5 separate regions of the Mus musculus genome follow, and all the other regions are linked to region 1. The links are chromatin loops, found by intact Hi-C in ENCODE. Cell type or tissue: heart. All regions are shown on one strand. Each heading gives the region's core, and the rest is flanking DNA. Links, peaks and the distances in the headings are about the cores only.

Region 1 (6,147 bases), core at 515-5,514:
GACCCCTGCCTCAACCAGGCAGGCCCAGACATTGAGGGGGGTGGCGTGGGGGTGGGGAGGCCTCGCCACCGCAATCTGCACACTCACCGGCCACGCCGCCCACCCGACCCCCCAAGACCCCCCGGATGCTCGGCGTCCTAGGCTCCCGAGCGACTCCTCCGAAGAGGCAGGGAGACAAAAGCGGGCGGGCGGGCGACCCCCGGAGAGCCACCGCAGGGAAGCTCGCCCCGGGAAACCGAATGAGAGCGTCTCCCTCGAGCCCAACTCCTCCTCCTGCAGAGTCCCATAGCAGGCGGTCTCCGGAGCCAGCTCCACGTCTCTCCTCCTTCGGATCCGGCCAGATAATAGAGCAAACAGTGTGACCGGAGATAGGAGAGCGCCCAGCGCCGGCCGGGCAGCGGGGCTCCCGACGCTTATCTCAACTCCACAGAAGCCAGCCCGGGAGAGGCGGCCGCGGCTCCCGGCCCAGCCCCGCACGGGTGGACGCGCCCCCCGCCCGCCCGCCTCCCCACCTGCAGCCGGCCGAGCCCCGGGCCTCCGGCTCCGGCCAGCGCCGGCCCGGCCGCAGCCTCACCTTTGTAGCGCTCCAGCACATCCTCGTACGCCTGCACGAACTCCTTCTCCTGGCTGCGGTTGGCCGGCTGCTGACCCGGCACGTAGCCGGCCATGGCTGCCCGCGCCGCGCTCTGCCCGGGCCCCGGGGGGCGCCGGCTCCAGGCCCGCGCGCTGAAGCGGCGGCGGCGGCCCCAGTCTCGGCCTTTGTGCGGTTCGGCGGCGGTGGCGCCTTGGCTCTCTCGCTCTCAGATCTGCGTCCGTCTCGCCCGGCCCGGCAGTCGCGCTCGGCTCCCTCAGTCCGCTCGCACCCGGCCCGCTCGCGCTCCGCCGGTCCCGGCTCGCGTTTCCGCCTCCCCACCCCTCGGCTCCGCTCCTCCCTCAGCCCGCCCCGGCGCGACGGCGGCGGCGGCGCCTCCTGTCAGGAGCGCCGGGCCGGGCCGGTTCCCCGCCCCTCAGCCCGCCGCCTCCGCCGCCGGGCGCGTCCTCAGCCCCGGGGCTGCAGCCCCTGCTGGGCCGGGCGGGCCACCGACCGACCACCGCCCGGGCGGGCCGCAGGCCCGAGCGGGGACGCCGAGGAAGGCGGGCCGTCGCCTGAGGCCCGCCGCCAGGAGGCCCCCTGCACGTCCGAACAGGAGGCCCGGCGGGCCGCAGCGGCCGGGAGACCCCCGGGCCGACCCGGGCTGGGCCGCAGCCGCCCTCAGCGCTGACCTCCGCGGGCAGCCGGGACAAAGGAGGGAGCCCCGGGCCCGGCGGGCCGCAGCGGCCGTGGGAGAAGGACTTAGAGAAAACCTTGAAGGCAGGCGGAGAGCAAAAGACCGTGATGCCTCACAGCCAAGGCCACACGGCTCCAGAACCAAGACAAGGGCGAGCCCCAGCCGGGACTGATACGGGAGGCCGAAGGGAACGGTACGACCACAAAGAAGCCCGGGAACAAAGAGTTGTCCAGAAACAGACGAAACTGAAGTGGAAGCGAGGGCGACAGAGCCATCACCATAAAGTAAACCAGGCCAAGGAGCAGAGCCTGAGAAATGACAACTGAGAGAGCGATGAAAACACGATTCTGACCGCACATGGGGGGAGGGCGTAAATCCAAGGGGGGAGACCCAATAGGATTACTAAAGTGTGACAGCCCTCTCCACACGGCGACTTAGATCAAAAGGGAGAAATGTGGGAACCTGAGGCTGCACCAGGACTGGCAGGGAACAAAGGAAGGATTCTGGAGCAAAACTGGTTAGGGCAACGCGGGGGAAGCCAGTAGCCAATTATTCTCAGCCCTAGAGAAAGAAGAAAGGAAACGTAAATACGAGCAGGGATGTATTGAGGACCATTTTGTCCCCAGCGTCATCCATCGGGTTCTCTATTGAGTTGTATATCATCCAATCCCAACAGTCATGGGTTGACTGGAACCAAAAGTAATGAATGAGGAATTCCAAGATGGTAGCTCACACCTGTAATCCTAGCCCTCAGGAGGGAGAGCAGGAGATTTGCTACAAGTTCTAGGTCTGTCTGGGCCTCGCAATGAGACTGTTTCAAACAAAATGATACTTTTAGCCCACTTTTGGCCCATCCAACCGTAGTTGACTTTTCCAGGGAACAGGGAAGTGGTTGTGGTAATAACTAGTAAATATCACAGTAAAGGCACATGAGCAGGTGGCATTGAGCAACCAAAATCGACACTTGGAATTCCATCTCAGCTCTCATTCTTAAGCAGTAGGAGCCTCTTACCCTAGAGCAAGAATTATAGCTTTGTACCGTTTGAGTAATGTCAAGTATTTGGTCAGTCATTGCTCAGTACATTAATTACGTGAAATGATGCTTTTCACTAATAGATGCAATCATCGCTTTCCACATCACAAAGCAGGTGAGCAAATAATTAATCATATCTCTTCCCATCAATTTTTGCTCAGCTTCCCAAGCTCTGTACAGAGAAGGCCTGAAAGGACATGGAAAATCCTTGGGGCAAATGCTCAAATTTCTTCCAGTTTTACTCTGTGCATACACACACTGTCTATCTATCTATCCACACACACACACACACACATATATAATAGTTCACTGATTGAGGTCAGATACTAATGAGCTCAGTCTAGAAACACAAAGGAAATAAGTCTTAGCAGTATTTTTTTCTTAAAGAGTAAAAGGCATTTAGCAGAGAAGAAGGAGTTGGTGTGGTACTTCATAGCAAGCACTTTTTTTTCTTTTTTCAAAACAGCAGATAATAATAGAGAATTGCTAATTCTGGAGCTCTTGACTGTAAGTGCTGAGTCACTGCATTTCCTATACTGTTTTGTACCAGTAGGGCTAAGGAGGCCTGGGTGCAAATACACATCCACAGGCCTCCACCCTTACCCTTTACAAACACCTACCTCCGCCCTCAGTTCATTGCAGCAAATAGAAAAGTACCCCTATCCCCTCCTGGGCTACATGCACCAGTTTGTGAGCAGGTTCCTCAAGAACTATGACTGATACTTGCCAAAGCTTGGGAAATGACAGAGTATGGAATAGTTTACTGTGCTAAACAGGTTCTGTGGAAAACTGGGAAGGAAGGAAAGATAAAGCAAAAGGCTGAGATTCCTATTAAGAAACACAGTAAAAAGCCAAGCATTGTGGTGCGTGCCTTTGATCCTCGCACTAAAGAGGCAAAGGTGGGGACATCACAGTGAATTAGAGGCCAACCTTGTCACTATGTAACCTTGTGATAAGGCTACATAGTGAGACCCTGTGCTTTTACCCTCAGCAAAAAGAAAGAGAACACAGGAAAGCCACGACCAAACCCGTAACCAGGCGTTCGGAAGGCTGAGGCAAGAGAATTGTAAATTTGAGGGCAGCCTAAACTATATTTATATATGGTGACACCCAGCCTCCAAAGGAAGAAAAGAAAAGAAACCTAGTAATTAGGAAGAGACTTGGTTTGCACAGTGGCTAGAGTGCCTCTCTCCAACCCAAGTTGCTTTCTTGATGAAATTTGCATTTAAATACTCTCCCGGGAGTTTGGAGTGAAGCTTTCTTCTAATGAATGGCAAAGGGGAAGTCCACATGTTTGGCTGATGCTCCTGTTTTATACAGAGAACATTTTACTAGGCTAGAGGGAACAGAGCTTCTTGGAGGGAAGGAAGAAAGGCTAACAAAGTGCAATTTTTGTTTTTGTTTTACTTCTTTCAAGCAAGAATCTAAGTTGATTGCCAAACCATACAATCCAGAAGCTCTGAGGCTCTCCTGGGCCTGCTGTTGAATTTCTAAGGAGTTTGCCTTGGAAGAATCAGACAGCAGGATGGACTTGGGAGGACACCTAGTGGCAGAGGTGGGTAATGCAAGGAAAGAATCTTCATCTTGTCAATTGCCCTTCCCCCAAAAGCCTCAACACATCTTTCAATCCTCAAATATACTCTCTTATCTCAGAGCCTTCCTACCTGGTTTCCTCCAAGACTGTGCCCTCCATTGTTTCTCTCCTTTAGCACGACTCACTTCTACTCTCGGAAATTCTAAAGCCTTCCTCAAGTCACTGTGTTCAGCAGTAAGCACTCTGTAACTGAGCACTATCTGCAGCCCTCTTTTATATACGTTTAAGGGTGTGTGTGTGTGTGTGTGTGTGTGTGTGTGTGTGTGTGTGTGTGTGTGCCTGCAGAGGCTATAAGAGGGTGCCGGATTCCCTGGAGATAGAATTACAGGCAGTTGCCGGGAGCCCCTCTTGTGTGCTGGGAGCCTCTCTCCTGTCTTTTGTTTTGTGGTGGTTTATGTATTTATTTGTTTGTTTGTTTAATGTATATGAGTACACTGTAGCTGTCTTCTGACACACCAGAAGAGGGCATCAGACCCCATTACAGATGGTTGTAAGACACCATGTGGTTGCTGGGAATTGAACTCAGGACCTCTGGAAGAGTAGTCAGTGCTCTTAATCGCTAAGCCATCTCTGTATCCCCTTCTTTTTTCATTTTTTTGTTTTTGTTTTTGTTTTTGGTTTTGGTTTTGGTTTGGTTTGGTTTGGTTTGGTTTTTCGAGACAGGGTTTCTCTGTATAGCTCTGGCTGTCCTGGAACTCACTTTGTAGACCAGGCTGGCCTCCAACTCAGAGATCCACCTGCCTCTGCCTCCCGAGTGCTGGGATTAAAGGCGTGCGCCACCACACCCGGCTTTTTTTTTTTTCTTTTTTAAAATGTGTTTGTTTGTTTGTTTTGCAGCAGTGGCTTCCCTGGAACTCTCAATGTAGACCAGGCTGGCCTGGAACTAACAGAGATCACCTGCCTCTGACTCCTGGATACTGGTATTAAAGGTATTCAACACCATACCCAGCCGCCTTTTATTGTGGGACAGTATCTCTCTAAATTGCCCAGGCCAGCTTTGAACTTGCAATTCCCCTGTTAGCCTCTCTGCTTAAGGATAATTCATTTACGAGCCTCCTGGGTGCCTGAGACTACAAGCCTGTGCCACCACACTGCCTCTTTTCTTTCTTCCATATTACATTTTTATTTCTTTTTCATGCATTTTGATGTGTATGAATGCCAAGGCATAGGCACGGAGAGGAGGTGACAAGGTGTGAGCACTGGTTCTCTTCATCAACCCTTATTCTTGTTTCTTTGAGGCAGGGTCTTTCTCACTTCTTCCTTTGAAAGTTTCCAAAAGCTGCTCTTGACCCTGAGGTCCTTTTGCCTCAGCCTCAGTTACAGGCATGCACTGCCAGCTTGCCTTTTTTTTTTTTTTAAGTAGTTTTTTTTGTTTTAATTTTATATGCAGGAATGTTTTGTCTGCATGGATGTATGTGTACAAAATAGTGCCTACAGAAATCCGAAGAGAGCTTTGAATCCCCTGAAACTGGCAATGCAGATGATTGTGAGACACCACGTGCATGCTGGGAATTGAATTGGGTCCTCTGCAAAAGCAGCCAGTGCTCTTAGCCACTGATCCATCTCTCTAGCTCTGACCAGCTTGTCTTTCAGCCTTCCTATAGCATTAGCTCGGTAAGCCCTGGGGCTTTTGTATGTGAGGGTGCCTGAGGTCCTCAGCATATGGCAAACAACACTGTATATTTAGGACACTCTTGAATGTTTAAAATTTTGATCGACTACAAAATAAATGAGTGAATGAGACAGACGATCTTAAAATACTGAGCTGTCTGTGGCTTTTGACTAGGCTACAGTATTTAAAAACTTTGGGCTGGGTTGTAGCTCAGTGGTAGAGTACGTCCTTAGCATGCAGAGAGCTTCATTCAGTCCCAGCTCAAGCAGACACACACACTCACACAAATAGTATATTTATTTCTCATGGCCTCATACTTTGTGGGCAGCATTTTCCCCAGAACCAAACTCTAATCCTTTGCCTAAAAAATCCACTCCCTGCATCTCCAACTCCTGAAAGCCTAGAGGGAAACTCCTGGCAGCGCATGAAGCCGGTTTTAACTGGCCCAGGCAGCTCTTTTTAACAACCCCACCTTTTAGCTGAGTGGGAGTCAAGCAGGCCTGTAAGCCCAGCGTGTAATCCAGAGGCACGTGGGTCTCCGTAAGTTTGAAACCAGCCTGGTATACAAATCGAGTTCCAGGACAGCCAAGGCTGTTACATGGAGAACCTTGTTAGTTCAGGAGCTGGGTGTCATGGTACA
Region 2 (6,147 bases), core at 511-5,510, 60 kb before region 1:
AATGTCAACACATATGAAGTCCAGCAGGGCAGGGGGTGTACAGTTTTAGTGCCAGCAATGACGATAGAGACAGGCAGACTTAGGCAAACTCTGTGAATTTGAGGCCAATCTGAACCTCAGTGAGTTCCAAGCCAGATCTGCAGAGTAAGACAAGCAGATCTCTATGAGTTCAAGGTCTTTTCATAATGGACTCTAGGGCAGCCAGAGCTACATAGTGAGACCCCATATTTAAACAAACAAAACAAACAAACCAACAACAACAAACCCTCTTTAAGTCAGAATTTCTTGAAAAGATGTTTTACCTGGAGGTAAAGGGACACCCCTACCCCAATCCCATTTATCACTGAAAGCCATGTTGGGCTGCTGGTATCCAGTCACCTGACCCTCAGGAAGCATGGCACAACCCAAGAGTCATATTCAAATTGAACTGCCAGTTAAGTGGCTCTCCACTTCCAGCTGCAGTTCAACATAAAATCTTTGCTAGTGGGTTTTTGTTCATTTGGTTGGGTTTTTTGCTGTGCTGTTGGTTGGTTTTGAGCCAAGGTCTTATATTGTATAGCCTTAAACTAGCATCAGATTTGCTATATACATGAGTTTGACTTTGAACTTCTGGTTCTTCTGCCCCCACTTCAAGGTGCTGAGATTAGAGGGGTGTGTCATCACACTCAGTTTACATGGTGCTGGGGATCAAATCCAGAGCGTCACATATGCTAAGCAAGTACCCTAAAACCAAGCTACAGCTACAGCTCCTAAAAAGCAAACTTCTAGAAGGGTTTCATACGCCTGCCCGCTGCTGCTTCTCTCACCTCTCTTCAGTCTGAACACACTAAAATTAGGTGCAAACTAGCTACCTTGTTCCAGGACAGTCAGGGCTACACAGAGAAACTCTGTCTTGGGGTTGGGGATGGCAAGGTTGGGGAACATGAGGCTAGAGAAATCTACAAGGGTCCTGTCATTCTATACCAAACAAAAGGTGCTGTTTAACAGCTGGTATTGGTTCGTTCAGAATAGTCATCCCCAGAGGGGTTGCGATGACTTACTAACAAACAATTAGGATTACTAGGTTGGAGTTTCTGCATAGAACAACCCATAGTACTGTGTCAAAACACTGAAAACCGGAATCGTAACTTTCAAGACCCAGTGTAGCAGCACAAGCAGAGGCAGGTGGATCTCTGCAACTTCAAGGATAGCCTAGTCTGCAGAGTTCCAGGCCAGCCAGGGCTATTCAGAGAAACTGTCTTGAAAAACTAAAAAGAAAAATAAAAAAGAAAAAAAAGAAAAAGAAAGAAAGGAAAGGAAACTCTAATTCTTTGATACAATGTTACAACCATCTCCAGTTGTAACAAAAAAACAAGAATCTAACCCACATAATTCAAATCAACACCAACCATGTCTGTGATCATGCAATAAACCTAAAAAATATGTAATTAAGGACAGAGTAAACCTTAGCACTATAAAACTTCCAGCCATTCAAACAAGTACAGGGTCTTGTAGGTGCCTAGTACAGTAAAAGGTGTTGACAAGCCTCACCCCAGAAGCACGCAGACTCCAGAGTCCCTGCAGTGGAAAGAATCAAGCCATTGTGACAGGTTTGCTTAAGGGCTCTGGGAATGGGAGGGACAGACAGTTCTCACTGGATGGATGCAATCCTGTCAGTGACTCAAGCCATCTTCCACTACCCTGGTTGCTGTGGAGGTTCTTGTTGCCAGATCACATAGAGTCCCACACATATATGTCTATATTTTCTTTCAGACAGACCTCATGCTAATTCCCAAGAGCTAAAAACCTAGTTTGTCATCAGCCTCCACCCCTCCCCACAATCATATTATCTGCTGCAGGAGGTCATCTCTAAGGCAAAACCACCAAGAATGTCTATAAATTCATCTAGTGTCTAATTTTACAATAAAGACTGGTCATAAGAAACTGAAGTTGATTTGTACTTGACCTATAATATAGATCACCTATCAAAAACCATGGTTGACACAGTCATTTGTCCACCTATTATATCAGCCAAGCTGGCCAATCTTTCCAGCTTTGCTGGGTGTATGTTCTGTGGGCATACAAAGAAAATCTCAACTTGGTAGCACTCTAGGTCCTAGTGGGTATCTCCATACAGCACTACCTAGGTCGTTCTTGGTACTGCGGTTTCCTATTCAACATCAGTGGATCATTCCCCAGTCCGAGACAAATGAATTAGAAAGATCACTGAAGCTTGATAAATGCTAGGAGCTGCTGAGAGCAAACGTCAGGGTAAAATAGCACAGTGATATGATGACATGTGGGAGATGCTGACGACTTGAGAAACTTGGCCCTTGGCCCACTCTGAAATTAACTGGATAATAAAACATCTGAGCCAGCTGGCCCCTAAGCCTGAAGACAAGACACTTTCCTAAAGGGCAAGAGACTGGAATCTCATCAGAAGGGAACTCAGTGTTACAGGTAGGTATCCTGTTCTTAACCTCTCAATAGCTTGTAGAGGTAAGATAAAACTAAAAGCCAGCATCCAGAGCTTTGTATAGATGTATTAAAGCCCAATAACTCCATTCCACAAATCTGTCCAAAAGAATGAAAAAAAGAAACATTAAAAAATCATTTGTAAGGATGGTCATTGCCCTGTTATAGGATAAAAGATATATTTGTTTTGATATATATTATGTTTGTTCCCACAACTGAGAAATGTTAAATGAAAATCACCTTGCCATTTAATATTAAAAATGATAGTGTATGGCCAGATATATGTGGTGGCATATGCCTTTATTTAATTCCAGCACTTGGAAGGTAGAGGTAAACAGATCTCTGTGAATTCAAGGCCAGCTTGGTCTACAATATTGAGTTCCAAAACAGCTGGAACATCATAGTGAATCTGGGGGGGGGGGGTCCTGAGGGGGGTTGGAGTGTGCTGTAGAAAATAAAAGCATGGGCTGGCGAGATGGTTCAGCAGGTAAGAGCATTGACTGCTCTTCCAAAGGTTCTGAGTTCTTTTTCTGGTGTGTCTGAAGACAGCTACAGTGTACTTATTTATAATAATAAATACATCTTTTAAAAAAACATAAAAATGTTATATTATAACATTATAATATAATTATAACAAAACCTATACAAAAACACAGCATCCTATGCATATATGTGCATAGAGTAAAAGACTAGATGGAAACATGACAACATATAAAGATAGTAACTGAAGGTGTAGAATCTTGGAGATTTTCTCCCCAGTGTAGTGTATCTATCATCACAATCTAAGTTTGTTCTTAAGTTTTTTATTAACAATGGTCTTTCTTTGTCTTTTCAAGAATTAATACTAACATTACTTTTTATTTTTAAATTTTTAAAAGTTTTTATTCTTAAGTTTTATTTTAGGTCTATGTTTTACCTGCATGTAAGTATGTATATTGTGTGCAAATGTCTGAGGAGGCCAGAAGAGGGCACCAGTTCCCCAGGAACTGTAGTTAAAGACAGTTGAAAGTGAGCATGTGCATGCTGGGACCGAACACAGGTCCTGCTAGAGCAGCAAATACTCTTAACCACTGCTCCCCTAAAGAAGGGGGAATTTCAGTGCATGTAGTAGTGCTAAGGCTTGTCTTGATTGCTCAAATGTTCTTGATTGACAAGCTAAGTGGATATGCAAAATAAAGTTGTAAATTAGTAAGAAAGGTCACTTGACAACTTATACTAAAGGACTAACCCTGAGAAAAGTCTGTGACTTCTCAGTAGTCGCTGTTTTTTTAAACCCCAGTGCTATGTTTGAATGCAGGGGCTCATACCAGGCAAGCCTTCTATACTACACTACATCCCCAGCACATTCATCCCACAGTCAACAGTCTTGCTGCTATTGAAATATACCTGAGGCCTCTTGTTAGAGATGAGCAGGGCCATATTTCCAATGTGTTCAACTGCCATGTATTTTCTTACTCTGAAATTGTATTTTATTCTGTCTTGAGTTAATACCATTTTTGTTTTGTTTTGTTTAAGGCAAGGTCTCACTATGTACACCTGGTACCCTCTATTTAGACCAAGATAGCCTTAAACTTATAGAGATTCACCTGCCTTTGCCTCACAGGTGTTGGAATTAAATGTGTGCACAGCCGGGTCATACAAGGATACTGTTTTTGACCTAAATTACTTAAGACTACTAAATGACTAAGGAGTTCTAAGAAGGTTGTAATGTGGGAATGGCAAGGGTGGGGAGAAAGGGGTCAGGTGTGGTGGTGTGTATGGTGAGACCTTGTCTCAAATCAAACAAGAATGGAAGTGCAGCAAGCACTGTGCTGGGACACACTGCAAACAAGCCTCATCCCTCACCCACAGTCCCAATGTGCTTAGCAAGGTCTAGAGAACATTTTCTCATCACTCCATCTCAACTACCTCTCCGATTCTTTCTTAATCCCCAATTACAAACAAGGCACAGGCCTGGACTGAGCTAATAAACAGTACTTGAGCCAACAATTCAACTTATACCTATGAGAGTAGAGTTTTTCTTCGCAGAAACTGCCTCAGTTCATCAACTGTGGCAGACTTGAGAAATAAAGTCCTTTAAACAGTAGCATCAATGAAATATATTTCACTCCAGTGCTTGGAAAAGCACCCCCACCCACCCACCGAAGGCATAGGAAAAAGGGGGCTGGAACTTTAAAAAAAACCACCTATAGTGTCTCTACTCCCCATACGGCTCCTTTCTACAGTTACCCACAAGATGGGATTAATTCTGTCCAGAAAAGCAAAAGCCAGCAACTGAAAGAAGAGGGAGTCAACTACTTCTTTGCTCAGCCCTTCAGGAATACACAAAGATAGCGATGATATAAAGAGAGGCAATTGTATTCCATACTCAAGGGACATGGTAGGTCAGCTCAACCCAAGGCAGTTTGACGATGGCAGTGTTTTGCATCCTACTTACTCTATCTGGCAGCGAAATTGCTTTATATGATATATTTTATGCTATAAAGACTGTTACACCACACACATGGGCAGTGTGTGTGTGTGTGTGTGTGTTTGTATGTGTGTGTGTGTGATGTTAAGCAAATACCAATAAATAAGGGATTAGAAACAAGAGTTCAAGAGAGGTAATATGGAAAGAAAAGTTTTACTGCCTCCCCTTCAAAGCCTCATACTACTATTCTCTTGGTGAGAAAGGTGCCCACATTTTATGCACGCACTTGTTCAGCAGTAGCCACTCTTGCCTACTTCATGTGGTCAACAACACAATAATAACAGCCATCTTTTTGGCTGGCATACTCCCAGACCAACTGTTATCATTTTAGTAGATTTAATGATCACTGTCCTGAGGTCAGCTAAGTCACATATAGGATACTCTGTGTAGCCTTGACTGTCCTAGAACTTGCTCTGTAGACTAGGATGGCTTCGAACTCACAAGAGATCTGTGTGCCTCTGTGTGTGCCACCAACCTGCCTAGGATAAATTAATTTACATAAAGCACTCAGATGAAAGCTTAATCAGCAACCTGACTTTTACTGAGTGCTTACCACTGCTACAGCCATCTAACATCAAGCATCCTAATGATTTCATGCTGAGATCAACAAAACCTAGAGCCAAACATGGTTAAGTGGCAGGTTAGAGCATGTAAGCCATGATATGATCTGCTCTAGTTCATTCTGGACCCAAGTAGGCACAAGAATTCTGTACTTCGCAGGGCGTGGTGGTGCACGCCTTTAATCCCAGCACTCGGGAGGCAGAGGCAGGGGGATTTCTGAGGCCAGCCTGGTCTACAAAGTGAGTTCCAGGACAGCCAGGGCTATACAGAGAAACCCTGTCTCAAAAACAAAAAAACAAACAAACAAAAAATCTGTAATTCAAAGAAATCTGTAGTGAGAATTATGATTTCTTTAAGAAACACAGAAATATTATGAGAATAGGTTTTCATTTAAATCCCAGGTGTGGGGTATGGGGGTGCTTTAGACTGTCCCCCGCAGCTAACTATTATTTGTCTTGTGCTCAGGAAGAGGTGTGGTTTTGCCATCTGCAGATAGTTTCCGTGATGATGTGACATTTGGAATTCTGGGAACTTTTCAGAGGGTATAAGAAGAAGGCTAGGATCCCAAAGGCGAGGTTAATTGTTGTTAGTTGTTTGGGAGGGCTGGTTGCTGTTTGATAGTAGTTGTGGTTGAAGAAGAAACAAAAAGAAAGAAATTAAAT
Region 3 (6,147 bases), core at 507-5,506, 130 kb before region 1:
ATGGATACAGCTACATAGTTTTATATAGTAACACTATATTACAATGTGTTCCTGCATGCTGTAAGCTTGATGAGAACATCTAATGAGTATATAGACAAGAAAAATCAATCTTCAAAGCTCAAGCCAGACACATCACTAGCATGGAGAAGGGGAAGCAAGCACAAAGTTCCACCCTTAACCAAGAAGCTGTCTGCAACTATACCTGCTAGAGAGGGAAAACACATCAGCTTTCTGGGCATGTACATCACCCACACTGCAGGGCAGGTTCCACGCTCAGGAGCAGTTGGCCAACACAAATGGAATCCTTGTTTGTTATGTGTATGTGAGGTTTTGTTTTGTCTTTTTCATTTGTTTTATTTGTTTGTTCTGAGAGAAACTGAGAGAAAAGGACACGAAGTTTCATGGAGGGAGAAGTAAGGGGAATCTTGGAGAAGCTGGGGGAGGAAAAAATAATACAATCAAAATATACTGTATAAAAAGTCAATAAAGGTTGTTTTGTTTTTTAAAGAGAGATGTGGGCTGGAGAGATGGCTCAGTGGTTTTGAGCACTGACTGCTCTTCCGACGGCCCTGAGTTCAAATCTCAGCACCCACATGGTGGCTCACAACCATCCATAATGAGATCTGACACCCTCTTCTGGTGTGTCTGAAGACAGCTACAGTGTACTTACATATAATAAATAAATAAATCTTTAAGGGGGGGGGGAGCATTATCTCCACAGTGTGAGGCAACTCAGTGGTTAAAGGTGAGTGCTGCTAGGCCAGAAGACCCGGAGCCCATAGGCTAGAAGGAGAGAATGGTCTCCTGAAAGTAGTCCGACCTCCATACACACTGCAGCCTGAGTGTGAATGCACATACATTCACTTTTAAAAGTAGAAGTGAAAAAATTAAGACACATCATTATTTATCATAGTCCCACACCCAAAGTGGGGGGAACCCAAATGCCCATCTACTTATGAAGAAAACAGATAGCACCTACAGCTTGCCCTCTAACGATACACTAAATAGCAGTAAAGCTGATTCATGCTGCAACACAGCTGAAGCTGAACATCATGTTAAATCGAGGAAGCCCAGTGCTGGGGTACATGCTTGCAGGGACACTGGTGGTTTTTTGTATGTATATTACATACAGCATATACATACATGTATATGTGTGTAGAGGGGAATAATTAAATTACTATTGCCAGGCATAGTGGAGACTCCTTTAATCCTGGCACTCAGGAGTAAGAAGCGGGGAGACCTCTGGGAGATCAAGGCCAGCTTGGTCTGTATAAAGAGTTCCAGGACAAACATCCAGAGCTACAAAGAGAGACTCTGTCTCAGTAGAGAAGGAAAAAGGGGAGAGAGAGAAAAAAAAAGAGGGGGGATGGGGAAAGAGGGAAGTGGACAAAGAGAGAGAAAGAGGGGAGTGTGAGTGAGAATGTTCTCAAGCTGATGTCACTGGACCTCAAGTTCAGATCCCCAAGTTATGCTAGCAATTTACAGGCAACAGGAATACAGGACGTTGTTAGAAGAGCCCCAAGGGATGCTATCAACATCTTAATAAACATCCTCAATTCTTTAACAAATTGTACAGGGGAAAGTCAGACTTGATGCAATACATATGTAGACCTATTTTGGATTCTAAGCCAAATGAAACTTATTTTTAACAAGCGAGTTCACTAGATACATCATAGCATTGATCAGACATGTGATGATTTTATGAAGTATTAAAATTTACAACATGAACTTATTGTGCCTTTCTTAAATAAAAGGACCCAATCTTTCAGAGATACACACCAAAATATTTACAGAAAAATTATACAAGATCTGAGCTGAGGTTTGAGGAGTGAATATGTTATAAATGAAATTATGATTATTATGGGTTAATTCTTAAACTAGATGTTAGATGTGTGGTAATTCTTTACTACATTTTTTCTACTTCCATAAGCGTGCATTTTAATTAAAAAAAATTGTTTGTAAAGCTGAAAAGATTGCTCATCTGTTAAGAGGGCTGACTGCACTTGTAGATCCAGGTTCAATTCCCAGCACCCACACCAGGCCTCACAACCATCTGTAACTCTGGTCCCAGGGAACCCAACACCCTCTTCTGGGTGGGCATGCACAGACATATATACAAACAAAACACCCATATACATAAAATAAATACAATTTTACAATTAAAGAAGGTATGTTTGTAGTCTTAGGTATGGCGCCTCCTGCCTGCATGCCAAGCAATCTGCCAGACAGTCACACCCTCAGCACAGAGCATCTGGAAACAGGGAGAAAAGAATGCTTTCCAGTGGGCTGATCAGGAAAGCTACCATTCCATTAGTCTCCTCTATTGCCACATCTTCAACTGAGAGGCACGGTTTTTACTCTTTGGCTTCTAAGTTTCCCTCCTTTAAAGAAGATTTAGTTACAGTCAAGCTAAAAAGAGACATAGCAGGTATTATTACCTCATGCTTGTGAGGATGCTACTAGGTGCTCACAGTGAGAACACTTTATGTCAAAACAGAACAGCAACAACCTCTCCATACCCTCAAAACCATCTCTGTTCATAAGGGTTTCAGGAGGTAACTATAGCCCTGTATAAAGGCTCAACAAGACGAGCAGTGGTGGCGCACACCTTCAATCCCAGCACTTGGGAGGCAGAAACAGCCAAGACTACACAGAGAAACCCTGTCTCAAAAACCAAAAAAAAAAAAAAAAAAGTCAACAAAATTTTTGCTCCTACTCTGAAGGGTATAGTCACTTAGCTCAGGTTCCAGCTATTCTTGTATTCAAACTTTGCCTGAAGACATACTGTAGTTCTACAAAAATACATGCTAATTCCACACATTCCAAACCTTACTCATGCTGCAGAATGCCAGCACTGGCTCTAAACCAAAGTTCTACGAAACAAGCCTATGATCTGAGAATTTTCTCAGGGTCTAAGGATTCCAAGATACCTGCTGCTCTGCCTTCAACCAGAAGGTGGTGCAATCTCTCCAACTAGGATGTCACACAGGCCTCACCCCAGTGCTTTTTTTCACACCAGCTGAAGGATGCTCCCCTCAGTCATCCTCTATGCAGCAACTGGATAGTCTGAGAAACAGCTTTGTTAGGCTGGACTAAAACTAACTTAAAAAGAACATTCTTTTTACTAAAAGAGAGTTGTTCTTTTCTAACAGCAGTCCAGACTTTAAAAGAATTTGTGCCAATTAAGAAAAAGAAAAAAACAGTACCAGGAAGGCCTCAAGAGCATGTCAACATTTCAGGATCCCACCAGCTTAGAAAGCTGCTGCAGGCTGTGCTCCCTCCCGGCACACAGACAAACAACAACTCAAGGGGACATGGCAGTGCTTAAAGACCAGATGAGAAGAGTCTTACCAGATTGGGCTAGACAGTTCGTTCATCCTAACAGATCCAGCCCAACATCTCCCTGCCTCTCATGATGACTTCACTAAAGAAGCAGACTTCTAATTCCAGACTTCCAGGAACAAGACCAAACCCCCAGGAGAAAATCTCCCTGCATTTTCATAATGCAATGGAGATTTAGGATACAATACTTTATCTCCAGACACACCTCACTTCTTTCCAACTCCAACCCACTGTTGATACCGGCCAAACACAGAGAAGTAACTCAGGTTCTGCCTGGAGAAAGCAGCACAGGCTGATAGGACATGCACAAATGGAGCAAAGAACCCCAGACTGTACCTGGAAGTGCAAGATAATGGTCCAGATCAGGCCCAGCGTTAGCTTGGGATTGCCATCTGTGATGTCATCATTGCGGATATTCACTAGCTTCACCTGAAAAGGAAAGCAAGGCCGTCTCAGAGCCCAAGAAGTTTCTTTCCTGGGCTGATTTTTTTACTTATTTTCACTACTAAAATACAGTTATATTAATTTTTGGCTTAAGAGTCTATGAATTCTAATACATTTACAGTTACACATAAAATAACTTTCATTATTCCAAACAAGGCCCCATGATGCCTATATTCAAACAGCTGGACCTGCCTCATTCTGAGGTCCCGACAACTACCACCTCATTTCGCTTTTTCTAGAATGTCATATAAATGGCATGTGACCTTTGGTCCGAGACTGCTTTTCCCTCTCTACTGAGCATAAAGTTCTTGAGACTCCCATCCAAGCTGCTAAATTATATGAATGGCTTGTTCCTTTTCATTATCAATGAATATCACTGCACAGATGTCCTGCCCTGATCTTGCCCACTCATCCACTGAAGGGTTTATGGATTATTTCCACTTTGGGGCATTTCTGAGTAAAGCTCCAACATTCTTGTTGAGATTATTGTATGGACATATGTTTTCATTTCTCTATGGTAAATTCCTAGGAGTGAATATATATCAATCATACAAACTGTCAGATTATTTTTCAGGATAGATGAACTATTTTGCACTTTTACCAGCAAAGAAATCTTGTGAGCATATGGTATTGGAAGTTGCTTCATTAGTCAGAACCCTGGCTTGTTCTAGTCTTTGGGGGTTAAAAGAGATGCCCCTCTTCATCACTGCTCCCTGCTGCTCTCTCCATTTCCCTTTCCCTGTCAAAGATCTTTCTTTTGGGGCTGGAGAGATGGCTCAGTGGTTAAGAGCACTGACTGCTTTTCCAAAGGTCCTGAGTTCAAATCCCAGCACCACATGGTGGCTCACAACTACCTGTAATGAGATCTGATGCCCTCTTCTGGTGCATCTGAAGAAGTTACAGTGTACTTACATATAATAAAATAAATAAATCTTTTTAAAAATCTCTCTTCTTGATATAACCCATGTCAGCTTTACTCCTAAGGCCCATTACAAGACCACAGTGTAAAATCCCAGTCCAAGCTGGGCATGGTGGCACACACCTTTAATCCCAGCACTCGGGAGGCAGAGGCAGGCGGATTTCTGAGTTCGAGGCCAGCCTGTCTACAAAGTGAGTTCCAGGACAGCCAGGGCTACACAGAGAAACCTTGTCTTGGGAAAAAAAAAAAAAAAACCCCAGTCCAAAAACAAACTACGCACAGACCCATAGATGCCCCCTCCTCTTCGATGACCAGCTGTCCTATTTTGCATGAAACTGAAAGTTTTGTTTTGCTGGTTCTTTGAGACAGGGTCTCTCTGTGTAGCCCTAGCTATCCTGGTCAATATACAGACCAGGCTGGCCTTGAACCAAGATCCTGGCTCTTCCAAGTGTGAGAGTGCTGGGATTAAAGGTCTGTGCCATTTGTTTGTTCGTTTGTTCATTCATTCATTCATTCATTCATTCATTCATTCATTCTGAGTGTTTCACCTACATCATGTATGTCCGGTGTCCATGGAGGCCAGAAGGGGGCATCACATCCTCTAGAAAATGGGAGTTATAGAGGAAAGAGCAACAAGTACTCTTAACCACTGAGCCCTCTCTCAGGTCTAAAACTGAAGATTCTTAATTAAGCTGTAGACTTTTAAAATGGAGTGGTGTGCTGAACAAGCCATTTAATTCAGCCCATTGGTCTTTTCTGTCATTCTCTGGCAGTTTCTGTTACTTGTAACAAGCTAGAAGAGGTCCCTTCCATTGAACTACCTGTAAAGGGCCCCTGTGACCTCCATTCAGAGTTTACACCAAAACTCAGCTGGGAACGTTCTTCCCTTCTCTGTATCTAGGTTCTAGTCCCTGGGGTGGTGTGGAGGTAAGAGAGCCTGTCCTTCCTCCTAGTCTGGACATTCCGATTCCGTAGTCGCCAGTACTCAGTCACTCACTGACCTGGAGCTGCTATGAGGGCAGAACCTGTTGAGTTCACAGCCCTGTTCTAATGATCCCTGCCCTTGTGAGTCTATTATGGTTATCATTTGCCCACACTTAGTTTCTATTATAGTAATTGATCCTCTTCTCTCTTCCTACTTGCACTTCTAGCTAACCAATTCTTATTTTAACTTGTCTGGCTAGACCCCTTTCAGGTTTTCCTAACTCAACATACATTCTCATAAATATCCCAATAGCCTCCATTTCTCTTGCCATTCATTATTAAATTCTTTAAACAAATATATCTTCGTCAATTATAGATCACTTGATCACTCTAACCCATGTCTGTGATCTGGGCCAGGGCACTTCAGATAGCCAGCTCTAATTCTCAGATCACTGGAGATGCTAGGTTCTTGGCTCTATAAAGTCTTCTAAAATGAATATTTTATTCTAAATATTCTA
Region 4 (6,147 bases), core at 823-5,822, 360 kb before region 1:
ACCATGCAAACCGTATTAACCGATCCTGGCAAATCCTTAGGTTTGGTTTTGTTCTTTTCAGATACAGATATTCTTTTTGAACTTTTGTTCTTTCGTGTAGCGGCTTCTGGAATTCAGTCAGCATCAGGTCTTGGCTTCCTTGCCCTTTCCTAGTCCATGGGTAGACTGACTATCACCGATTCACCCAGGGCCCTGTGCATGGCCTTGCAGGCAGTGGCTGTTCTAACAACGCACATTTAGAGGTATATTTAGCCAGAACTCCCCCGAGAAGCTCCTGATACCAGCTGGACATAGGATTCTAGCTGTCACCCAGTGAGTTTATCAGGCTTCCTTACAGGGCATAGGTGATGCATTACTGACATGAGGTGGCCTCAGACAGCTGCAAGAGAGAACATAACAAGAATGGATGGTTTCCCCACAGCCATAGAGGTGGAGTGTCCCCCTCCCCTCTGATAACCACTTTTCCCAAGCTCCCCAACTCCTGAGACCCTGAGTCCACAAGCCACATGCAATTAGGGCAGAATTGCATACAAATGGTGTGTGTGTGTGTGTGTGTGTGTGTGTGTGTGTGTGTGAGAGAGAGAGAGAGAGAGAGAGAGTTAATCTTCATGAGGGTGGCCTTGAAATGATCTTCCAAGTCCGCTCCAGATTGAAGGTGATTGACTCTTGCAGCTGATTTGATAATAAATCAGAGGGAGGTCATAACACATCCTACAGCAGTCTTCAGGGTAAATTCCTAGAATTAGAATTACTGGATCAAATTACTGCAAAGACACAGGCTATAGTGGTCCATGCTTTTAATCCCAGCATCTAGAGGAAGAGGCAGGTGGATCTCATTTTGAGACCAGTTTGGTCTACATAGTGAGTTCCAAGTCAGCCAGGGATACATAGACCCTATCTCAAACAAAAAGATTTATTTTTAGTTATCTGTGCTGTGTGTATACATGTTAGTGAGTGTGGGTGCCGAGGAGGCCAGAAGAGGGCGTCCGCGCCTCTGGAGCTGGGGTTACATGCTATAACTTTACTCTGCTTTTGGTACTCACTGTGTAGATTAATTGGTCCCAAACTAGCAGGAATCCTCCTGCCCCAGCCTCTCAAGTATTTTAGGTATATGTGGTGGTTTGAACAGGTTTGACCCCCAAAGACTCATGTATTTGAATGCCCATGGGGAGTGGCACTATTAGGAGCCATGGCCTTGTTAGAGTAGGTATGGCCTTGGAGGAAGTGTGTCACTGTGGGGGAGGGCTTTGCAGTCTCCTATGCTCAAGCTCTGCCCAGTGTAGAGTCCAGTGTCTCCTCCAGCACCACATCTGCCTGCATGCTGCCATGCTTCCAGCCATGATGATAATGGATCTATAAGCCAGTCCCAAAGAATTGTTTTCCTTTTTATGAGCTGCCTTGGTCATGGTGTCTCTTCACAGTAATAAAACCCTACCTACGGCAGTGTGCCACCACCATCTTTAAAGCATTTAAAACTTTTTATTTTATTTGATACTGTGTGTGTGTGTGTGTGTGTGTGTTTGTGTGTGTAAGCAAGTGAGTGCAGATGCCTCCACAGGCCAGTGGTATCCAATCCCAGCACCACTGGGGTTACAGGTGGTTCTGAGCCATCTGATATGGGTACTGAGAATCAAACTCAATCCTCAGCAAGAACGTTATATGCTCTTACCTGCTGACCCATCTCTCCAGCCCCTTTCCAGCTTAACAGTTTAGTGCCCATGTTGGAGCTGGGCACTAAAGCCACCAGGCATGCTGTATACACAGATGCACCACCAACGGAGCTAAATGTTTAATCCTAGATCCTGTGTGTCTTTGTGTATTAAATATTGTGTGATATCTGAGGCATACAGATATTTCTCTTGGTTTATCAGGCTGTAGTTTTTATTTTACTTTGTTTATAATGTACTTTTGCTGTGTAAAGACTTGTTTTTAGGGACTGGAGAGATGGCTCAGTGGTTAAGAGCACTGTCTGCTCTTCCAGAGGTCCTGAGTTCAATTCCCAGCAACTACATGGTGGCTCACAACCATCTGTAATGGGGATCCAATGCCCTCTTCTGGTGTGTCTGAAGACAGCAACAGTGTAATCACATACATAAATAAGTAGATAAATCTTTTTTTAAAAAAAGTTTTATTACATTAAAAACAGGATTTTTAAAAGTTTTTTTTTAATATTTTATTTATTTTATGTGTATGAGTACATCATAGTGGTTGCTGGGAACTGAACTCTGGACCTCCAGAAGAGCAGCCAGTGCTCTTAACTGCTGAGTCATCTCTCCAGCCCAATAAAACTTTTTTTTTTGATTTGGTTGTTTTGAGATAGGGTTTCTCTGTGTAGCCTGACTATCCTAGAATTCACTCTGTAGATCAGGCTGGCCTCAAACTCAGAGATCTGTCTGCCTCTGCCTCTCAAGTGCTGAGATTAAAGTTGTGAGCTACCACCAGCTTGTAATTAAATTTTGTTATCATTTTTTAAGACCTACTGTGTATCTCTGGATGTAGACTAGGATGGCCTTGAACTCACAGAGATCTGTCTGCAAAGTGCTGAGATTAAGGGTATCGCCCCCTAGCTATTGTTTTTGTTTGTTTGTTTGTTTGTTTGTTTGAGACATGATTTTATATAGCCCAGGCTGGTTGGAAACTCACTCTGAAACAGAGAATAACCTTGAACTCCTGATTATCCCACCTCTATCTCCTAATTTCTGGGGCTATAATTATCTGCCTCCATTCCTGGTTTTGTTTTTTGGTTGACTGGTTTATTTATTTATTTGTTTGTTTGTTTTGGTTTTCGAGACAGGGTTTCTCTGTGTAGCCCTGGCTGTCCTGGAACTCACTCTGTAGACCAGACTGGCCTCGAACTCAGAAATCCACTGGCTGGTTGACTGGTTTTTAAGGCAAGGTCAAGCTTTGTAGTTAGGCCAGATTATGATATACTTGCAGTTTTCCAAGTAGCCTCTAGATGGCAGTACTACTCTGCTGAGAGCCTCTGTCCTGTCCCATAACTTCTACGTTGTCCCACTTCTATGTTGAACTTGTCTCTCAGTGAGTCTTCCATCTGATGGCGCTATGCTTTCCTGCACTTGTCCAGCTGTCTGTCTGCCTGTGGTGTTCAGTGGCTCCTACACAGGCCCTTTAGACGTCTCAGATCAAAGCCACCCCAGTCCTCCTCCATACTTCCTTCCCACTTCCTGTTTAGTAGACACTACCTCCTAGCCAGCCAGCATGCTGCCCAGGGTCCTGGGGCTCTTTCTTGGCATTCATCTGGGCCCAGCTGGCTCTCCACCCTCCCACCCTTACCACACAATCCTCCAAGGTACTCTTTCTGTCTCCAATTAGAGCAGAATTGCATACAAGTGTGTGTGTGTGTGTGTGTGTGTGTGTGTGTGTGATGTGTCATGATGCCTATGTGGAGGTCAGAGCACAACTCTGGAGTTGGTTCTTTCCTGTCACCTTTATATGGGTGCCAGCATAGTACTCAGGTCGCCAGGCTTGTTCAGCAAGTGTTTTTATCCTCTGGGCCATCTGGCCAGACTTCCACATCTTAAATTCACTTTCTTTTGGTTGTTGAGACAGTCTTATGTAGCACAGGCTGGTTTCAAACTCACTATGTAGCTGAGAATGGTCTCATAGTCTGACCCCCCCCCCCCCGCCCCCAGCTTCCTGAGCCAGAGAAGGACGGCTGGTGTCTTGGGCGGCGTCTCTCACTGAACTGGAAGCTCAACGTTTCAGCCAGGCTGCCTGGGCAGCAATCTCTTGGAGCTGCCCATCTCCCCGTCCCCCAGTGCTGAGGCTACAGGCATGGGTGCTGGGCACTCAAACTCCAGTCCTCATGCTTGCGGTGAGAAAACCGCAGGCTCTCTACAATCATCACTGGGGCCACTCGTTCCCACTAGGTTATGAGTTCCCCCAGGGGTGGGACCTCGACAGGAGTTCTCATTACCACACAGCTAGTATTTTGCTAAATAAATGAGAAGAGAAGCCAGTGTTAAAAGATCAAAAGAACCCTCATTAACCTGGTTCACCCGTGAGGAAGGACCAGCTACCACATCTATGAGGCTAATGCACCCCAGAGGCTGAGCCAACCTTCAGCTGCTGTAGACAGTTTGCACTGACACACTTCAAGGGCTGGGAGCAGAGTGCAGGGAGCCCATGTTCGTTTCCCCCAAGCCCCTCGAAGGCCAACTTGGCCCAGGCACCCGTGGCTTCCAGTTCTTCCCGGCTTGGGAAAAGCAGGCCGGCTTGATGGTGGGCGCAGGTGTTTGGAACAGTCTGAAGTCTTGTAGCAGATGGAGGACGCCCGCCGCCTGCCCCTGCCCTAGCTGGAATCCTTGTGCAGGCTCTGGAGAAGGCATTCTGTAGTCAGGTTCCAGGTGGGAGGGGAGAGTCCCTGAGTCAGCTTTTCCTGTGTTCCTTCTCTGTCACCCCTGACCTCACTGCTCTACCTGCAAAGGCCCAGAGCGGCAAGAATAAGAAGCAGAAGCAGATGGTCGTCGCTGCCTGGAGGGAGGACAGTGGAGGAGGCTGTGCTCTCTCTGTTCACCTCTGCTTTTGACCCTGAGAATTCAGGAGGAGGAGGAGGTAGCTTTACCGTACCAGTGTAAAGCAAGCTCATATGGTCTGAACCCAACCCGGGAGTTGTGACGCACACCTTTAATCCCAGCACTTGGGAGGCAGAGGCAGGCAGATTTCTGAGTTCGAGGCCAGCCTGGCCTACAAAGTGAGTTCCAGGACAGCCAGGGCTACACAGAGAAACCCTGTCTCGAAAAAAAAAAAAAAAATAGCCTGAACCCTTCAGCTTGTTCAAAAACAGTTTCTCTGAAATGCTGCCTGGCCTGTCTTGCTCTGGACACTTTCTTAGGTGTGACAGGGGCCTGGGAGACAGCACAGGTGTCTCCTCCTTACCATGAGCAGCTGTGCCTAGCCACTGGCTCTCCCAGACATGGGCTGCCACAACCTGTTTTAGGCCATCTAGGGCTCCTGGACAGTTTCTGTTTTTTGTTTTTGATAAATAAACTTTGGTTTTTGTAGTGACCTCTAGCTAGGTCCCAGCGGTGGCAGCTGGGACAGTCCTGTCCCTCCTGCTGCTGAGACCTTAGGGAGACAACCAAGTGCTCAGTGCAAGAAATCAAAAGTGGGCAGGGGCACCTCTGTTCTCCTGCTACCAAGCAGGCTACCAGACTGGCGGGCCAGTTTCTGCTCTCACACACTGGTGCTGTGTCTCATGGGTGACTATAGTCAGGCTCACAGTGAGTCCTCTCTTCCTTCACCCACGGACCCGCACCAGAATTCTTCACCACAGGGTCTCCAGGGCCCTTCTTTTGCCTTGAGGTTGAATTTTGGAGGTCATTAGAAATGGTGGTGGTATCTTAGGTAATGAGATTTGTTTTTGAAAAGATGAACAAATCTTGGAACTGGAGAAACACACACAAGCCGATTTGGTTCCCATGCTACCCTGCCCCAAGTCCTGTCTGGAAATAGTCTAGGTAGGCTGGCCTCACTCCCTGATTTTGGCCAACCATGCCCCTCATGGAATTTCAAGTGTGTAGAGGCTGAGCCAGGAAACCCTGCCCCCACCTGCTGCAGTGTCCGTTTTGAAATCTAGAACCTGTGGGTGGGGCTACTGCTCTCAGGATGTGTTCTCATTTGGGGTCAGGCTTGGGATAAACCTGGAGGCGAGGAGAGTACCCTGCTGCTCCTGCCCTGGCAGGGCTTTTGGTTTTTGTCTTTTTTTGAGACAGGGTTTCACTGTGTAACCTTGGCTGTTCTGGAACTCACTGTGTAGCTAACCTCAAACTCAGCAGACATCTTCTTGCCTCTGCCTCTTGAGTGCTGGGATTAAAGGAGTATGCCACCACCGCCTGGCTCAACCTGGATGCTTAAAACAATGTCTCTCTTGTGGCTGGTCAGTTACAGTGGTCAGGACGGGCAGCTGTGAGTCCAGCTACTGTGGGCTCCTGTGAGGGTCAAGAGAGAGGATGAGAACAGAGGCCCCTGCCATGGCTGACTCCAGGGTGACATGTGGCCAGGTAAAGCAGGCTAGACCAAAGGCCCCCAGGAAAAAGGGTCATACAGCCCTGTAAAAAAGAATGACAATGGACCTTGTCTCAGGGTCTCCCTGATTACCCTGGGGAAGTCAGACTGAGGACAGGG
Region 5 (6,147 bases), core at 333-5,332, 79 kb before region 1:
CCTTGCCATTCAACATCGCCGATTTAGACAGTAGTTGAAGCTCAATTTTCTTCCAACTGATATAGCTGGGATTCTAACTCCCTAAAATATTAAATCATGGGGTTTACTCAAACAATCTCAAAGAGCTGTCAAGCAAGTGAGAACATTTGTGGCTAATCTTTGTCAGACAGTTTACTTCAAAAACACTTCCTGGGGGCTGGAGAGATGGCTCCTTGGTGACGAGCACCAGCTGCTCTTTCAGAGGTCCTGAGTTCAATTCCCAGCACCCACATGGTGGCTCACAGGCATCTATAGTGCAGTCTCTAATGAGCAGACAAAAACTTTTAACTAGGATTCAATAAAGTCACACTTTACTATTATATACAAATTAATCACTTCAAATGTTATACATCTCAGAGTTTTGTTTTCCTGAAATCTAGCCCTTTTAGCACATGCTCGCACTTCTTCTCAGATACAATCCTCCAGTCTTAGGTGCTTGTGTGTCTTGCAATAATACAATTATCTAGCCTTTTTTTTTTTAAACATACAAAACCCAAAATAATCAAGCTCCCAGTTGTAGGGTGAGAGTGGGGATTCTTATTATAGTATATCTAAGTACTAAAGCCAAAATATGCAAAAGAATTTCAGTAAGAATGAAACATAAAGTGACATCTGGCTAGTCTTGGAATAATCACAACATCTAATTAAACACACATCAGATGGGATGGGTTACAGCTCTGGCTCTACACCTAGCTTGCTCAGGATGTTCAACCACATTGTGAATTACTTCTGATTACTGGATTATAGGATGAGTTCATTTAGATATCTAAAATTCTTTTCTAGCTCAAAAGCTTTTCAGTTCCATGAAACATTTACTTCCTAGGTACTATGTTAACTATTACTGGTAATAAAAAAGACACTTATAAAGCCAGTCCCTAGTCGGTCATCAATGGGAGAAGAGGCCCTTGGTCCTGTGAAGGTTTCATGTCCCAGTATAGGGGAATGCCTGGGCCAGGAAGCAGGAGTGGATGGGTTGGGGAGCATGGAGAGGGAGGAGAGGATAGGGGATTTTCTGAAGATAACATTTGAAATGTAAATAAAGAAAAATATCTAATTTTAAAAAAGTAAATAAAGCCAGTCCTATAGTGGAGATAACATGTATATAAAGTTATTTTAACACAAAGCAATATGAGTTCTAGCCTGAAGATGGCAAGACTACAAGAACTCTGGAAGGGTTTTTAAATGTTATTTATTTATTTTATGTATATGAGTACACTGTAGCTGTATAGATGATTGTATAGACTCATGTGGCTGTTGGGAGTTGAACTTAGGACCTCTGCTCCCTCCGTCCGCCCTGCTCGCTCTGGTCAGCTTCGCTCACTCAGTCCCTGACTTGCTCCAGCCCAAAGATGTATTTATTATTATACATAAATACACTGTAGCTGTCTTCAGACACACCAGAAGGGGGCATCATATCTCATTATGGGTGGTTGTGATGCACCATGTGGTTGCTAGGATTTGAACTCAGAACCTTCAGAAGAGCAGTCAGTGCCATCTTGCCAGCCCCTGGAAGGGTTTTTGTAAACTCAGTCAAGGGCTGAAAGAATGGCTCATAGGTTAAGAGAACTTAATGCTCTTGCAAAAGACCAGAGTGTGGTTCCTAGCTCCCATATAGTGGTTGACAATTGCCTGTAACTTCAATTTCAGGGTATCTGATGCTCTCTTCTGACGTCTGTTGGCACATACACACAGGCATTCTCAAGTATACACATATACACATATAATAAAGTGAAAAAATATTTTTTTTTCAATTTCTAAAAAAGGAAATTCAATCAACAGCTACTGCCTGCTGGAGAAGTCAGAAGAAGCTGTACATGTGAGGCCAGGCCTGGAATTGTCTGGAGGATTTTTAAGAATCTGAAACAAGAGCTGACATTCTAAATGGAGAAGCTAATTGAGAAAGAGAGTGGAAAGGAAAGAATGTACAAGTATTTTAGAATAAAGCTTCTGAATGGGGTGCTAGGAGAAACAGAGTATTCACTTCTTCTGAATTTTGGTCATCTACATTTCTGGAAATGTCAGAAAAGTGACTATAGGAATACAGAAATCCCAGCTAGCCTACAGAAATGAAGAATATCAACAAAAGTGATAAAACTAGGGAATAGATGAACAAATACTTTTTTTTAAGATTTATTTATTATATGTAAATACACTGTTGCTGTCTTCACACACTTTTTCTTTTAGCTCTAGCCCAAAGATTGATTGATTGATTATGTAAGTACACTGTCACTGTCTTCAGACACACCAGAAGAGGGCGTCAGCTCCCATTACAGATGGTTGTGAGCCACCATGTGGTTGCTGGGAATTGAACTCAGGACCTTCAGAAGAGCAGTCAGTGCTCTTAACCGCTGAGCCATCTCTTCAGCCCAAGCAAATACTTTTTAAGGTTTTTCTTTTTATTATCTGGGGTCTCAGTATGTTTTCCATTACCAGTCAATGTTCCACCTCTGCATTAAAGTCCTTTAGGGGGAAGGATGCCAGGTACAAGAACATGTGAGGTTCCAAACTACTTCTGCTCAGATGCATCTGACCTGGTTAGTCAAATGATAACTTCGTAAACTTCATCACAACAATTACCTTTGGGAGCTGCCAAACTAAACATACCCTAGGGAGCACTTCTCCCTGAGACCTTTGGCGCTGCAGGTTAAAGCTCTGTTAACCATCTGTTCTTTCACACAGAGAGGAGGGAGAAGTGCTGGGGGCAAGGAGGAGACCATTGCTAGGCCAGGAAGTCAGCACCTTCTCTGTCAGCTACCTGATGCACTCTCCTGACTCACTTCCTTCAACTCCAGTGACCAGTTTTCAACTCACAGCGCACTCACTAGTTCTGTCTAAAAGTAGAGCTCATGACTGACCAGCCAGGAGACACCAGGTGTGAAGACATTATCAGGAAACAAGCAACATTTTCTCCTCTTGCTTTCAAATTGCATTTTTCGACATTTTGTCTTGCTTATGATATATCTTCAGGAGAAGTAATATCTTCTAGTTTGGGAATAGTCCATGCAGCCTAAGTCTCTATGTCTATGCACCTTCTGATGAACAAATAACAGCAGTTAATACTGCTGAGCATCGCCTCAAGACCTTCCTTAAGAGGCCTGGAATTCAAACAAGATAATAAATAGTTCTTTCTTGTCATGTAAACTGATTTAACCTCTAACTGTACAATCATATAAACATAGTGGGGACTAGGAACATACTCTTATAATCCTAATAGAAGTAAGAGTCTGAGTACTTAACCAACTTTAGTGCTTTGACAATATGAAAAGTATCAAAACTCATACTTTTTAATAGCTTTATCAGTGTTAACCACTGGAGGGCGCTCTACTCAAAAAAAAAAAAAGGTGGGGGTGGGAAGACTTAGGTTAGGGAACCCAAAGATCAAACTTTTCAAACCAGTGGAGGGAACCAGAATTCTTTGGGCAATAAGGTAGCACTCCTGGCTTTTGATGTCATGGCAAATCCCTGTATTTATGTTAAAGAAAATGCCGCACCTCTAGGTCAGCAGCAAAAAGTCTGTGAGACTCAATTACCAGAAACAGACCTGACTAGCCAGAGAAGGATGCCGTGTGGAGTGAAAGAAACCACATGAGATCACAGCACATTAGTTAACAAAGTCCATGACTGGCCCAGGATGTTGTGGGCCAATGGTAGATACACCCAAGGCAAGCACAGACTCGACCACATGCTCTGAGGGCTCATGAACAACACTGCCCACACGAGAATTTCTGAGAAGGTAACTAAAAAACAGGTGATGATGTTTCCTGTGATCTATGCCAGTCAATCATTCTCACTGCCCAGGCAACCATTCTATTCAACACTCAATCACAGTTCCTGTCTCCACCTGTTCCTCTGACATCATCCTGTCATTATATTTTCTTTGAAATTCCTTTGATGAAAATGAGTCACCTTTTCCTGCCAACACAGGCTGGAGCCTGTGGCATGCCATTCTTTTGGAGTGGTGTTCTGGGAGAAGGCGCCACCCAGAGGCCCTTCCAGACCTTATTTACACACCACCCAGGAAAGAATGCTTCAGAGAAAGCTCATGGATGAGGTGGTTCTTGCTGGAGCTAGGAATGTGGCTGGGAACCAGTATCCAAGCTGGCTCCGACAGTGGGACAAAATGTTGAAAGAATGAAGTAAGAAGTTGAATAGGGCATTGTTACTTGGAGGGAGGAAAACGTCAGCCCCAGAGTGTTTAGCTTACAAAATGCCACCTTACTTGTAACCAACTTACTTGTAACTCTTAGTAAATGGTTACAAACCTGTTTCGGGTAGCAGCGCTGCCCAGGGCTCAAGATAGCCACACTCCAGCTACAGGATTCAGGGTAGCCTAGTGTGCAAGGTAAAAACTGACAGAATGCTATTCAGACGTACAAATCACCCTCAGGGTGGTTTTTTTTTTTTAATTTTACTTAATTTACATGTATTTATTTATTCCTTGTGTGGTGGGGGGATGGACGTGGAGGTCAGATGTTCTTTCCCTCCACTGTGTGGGTTCCAGGGATCAAACTCCAGTCATCAGGCTTGGCAGCAGGTACTTGAACCAGCTGAGCCATGCAATGACAGCTCTACTCTAATATTTTTAACAGTAACTTCTTTGAGAATTAACACACTGTACCAGTCACCATTTTTATAGTCTACAATTCAGAGGATTTTAGTATATTCACAAAATCGTGCAACCATCTAATTGTAGGACATTTCATTATCCCTAAAAAGAAACCATACATCTTATCAGCAGTCACTTTCAGTCCCCCCGACCCTCTGGCTTCTAGCAGCCAGGAACCTAGGTACTGTCTCTGGGGGTTTGCCTATTCTGTATAAATGGAATCAAACTCATGTACTTCTCAAGGTAGGCCCATGCTTCTACTGATCGGCATTTTGTTCAACAAGATATATTCTAGTGTATGGCTACATTTTGTTTAATCTACTCATCAGCTGGTGGATATTCGGTTGTATACACTGTTACACATGTTGAGCCATTAACATCTTTATAAAGCCTTTCTGTGAAAGTATGTTTTCAATTCTCCTGGATATATTTTTAGAACTGCTAAGTTCCTAAAGCAGATGCAATATTTCATATTCCCATCAACAAAATAAGGGTTCCAGTTTCTCTACCTATTCCCATGTGCACTTTTTTGTTTTGTTTTTGTAGACATGGTCTCTGTAACCCTGTCTGATCTGAAATTTCCAATGAGTTTCCTGCCTCTGACTTCCAAATACTAGGATCCCAGGTTTAAGATCCACGCTCTGGGCACAACGGTCTGAGTTTGGATTCCCAGTGTTCACATAGCAGCTCACGCCATCTGTAACTTCAGTTCAAAGGGATCCAAGTCCCTCTCTGGCTTCCTCGGGTACCAGGCATGCCCATGGTGCACATACATACATGCAGGCAAAGCACATACACAGAAAATAAAGGTAAGTAAACCCGGGGCTGGAGAGATAAGAGCAATCACCGCTCTGCCTGCCAGAGGACCCCAGTTTGGTTCATAACATCAGGTGGCTCACAGCTACGGTAATTGCAGGTCCAGCAGGAGCTGACATCTTATTTTCAAATCTATTTGCTGGCCCCCACAAACACCTCTTACTCATGCACACACATACAAACAAATAAATAAATCTCTTTTAAAAACAAAACAAACAAACAAAAAAACAAACAAAAACCCAGGCTTACAATCTTGCTATAGCAATCTGAATATGAAGTTGGTGTATCTCACCATGGCTTAATCTGCATTTCTTTAAGGCCTGGTAATGTTTACAATTTTCATATGCTTACTTTGTACTTGCTATTTGTATATTTGCTTTGGAGAACAGCTACTCAATCCTCTGCCTGTTTTTTATTGAATTATCTTCTTTCTGTTGAATTACAAGTTTTCTTCATATGTGTTAATTATAGGCACATTACTAAAAACATGATTTGCAAATACTTTCACATTATATGAAGTGTTTTTCACTTTTAAAACAATTTCAGCTGGGTAGTGGTGGCATACACACTTCCAGAACTCAGGAGACAGAAGCTGGCGGATCTCCAAGTTTGAGGCCACCCTGTGAGCTTTGGGACAGCTAGGGATACACAGAAAAACACCTGCTTTGGGGAAACAAACAAACAAA

The links. Peaks named below come from ENCODE experiments on the same cell type or tissue, not always from the same donor. Only the 100,000 strongest peaks of a DNase experiment are listed, where the experiment ranks them.
Region 2: a loop joins it to region 1, with 5 times the contacts of the local background. A loop is called at or near these places in 9 of 42 quality-filtered maps.
Region 3: it touches region 1 in a loop (5-fold over the local background); 20 of 42 quality-filtered maps call a loop at or near these places.
Region 4: a loop joins it to region 1, with 7 times the contacts of the local background. A loop is called at or near these places in 7 of 42 quality-filtered maps.
Region 5: it touches region 1 in a loop (6-fold over the local background); 17 of 42 quality-filtered maps call a loop at or near these places.

Annotation. Positions count from the first base shown.
Region 1 is chr4:123,663,892-123,670,038 of GRCm38, forward strand. All of the region lies in intron 1 of Macf1 (microtubule-actin crosslinking factor 1), which reads right to left. It overlaps Gm12925 (predicted gene 12925), which reads left to right and starts at 1,990. Exons shown (of 4, transcript NR_136925.1): 1 at 1,990-2,416; 2 at 3,723-3,856; 3 at 4,733-4,824. In heart, for the core only: a CTCF peak has its summit at 2,831; DNase peaks (open chromatin) are centred at 930 and 3,830; H3K4me3 peaks cover 1,744 bases; H3K27ac peaks cover 2,641 bases.
Region 2 is chr4:123,603,935-123,610,081 of GRCm38, forward strand. The region is part of intron 1 of Macf1 (microtubule-actin crosslinking factor 1); the gene reads right to left. Among named protein-coding and RNA genes, the nearest start is that of Mir6398, 9.4 kb to the right of the region's middle. In heart, for the core only: a CTCF peak has its summit at 3,418 (motif pointing right); no DNase peak of the experiment used is centred there.
Region 3 is chr4:123,532,524-123,538,670 of GRCm38, forward strand. Macf1 (microtubule-actin crosslinking factor 1) reads right to left here. Exons shown (of 98, transcript NM_001199136.1): 5 at 3,679-3,771. Among named protein-coding and RNA genes, the nearest start is that of Gm31156, 16 kb to the right of the region's middle. In heart, for the core only: CTCF peaks have their summits at 2,955 (motif pointing right) and 5,283 (motif pointing right); a DNase peak (open chromatin) is centred at 2,948.
Region 4 is chr4:123,302,927-123,309,073 of GRCm38, forward strand. No RefSeq gene overlaps it. Among named protein-coding and RNA genes, the nearest start is that of Gm22154, 13 kb to the left of the region's middle. In heart, for the core only: a CTCF peak has its summit at 2,955 (motif pointing right); a DNase peak (open chromatin) is centred at 5,565; H3K27ac peaks cover 204 bases.
Region 5 is chr4:123,585,156-123,591,302 of GRCm38, forward strand. All of the region lies in intron 1 of Macf1 (microtubule-actin crosslinking factor 1), which reads right to left. Among named protein-coding and RNA genes, the nearest start is that of Mir6398, 28 kb to the right of the region's middle. In heart, for the core only: CTCF peaks have their summits at 3,323 (motif pointing right) and 4,032; a DNase peak (open chromatin) is centred at 3,896; H3K27ac peaks cover 874 bases.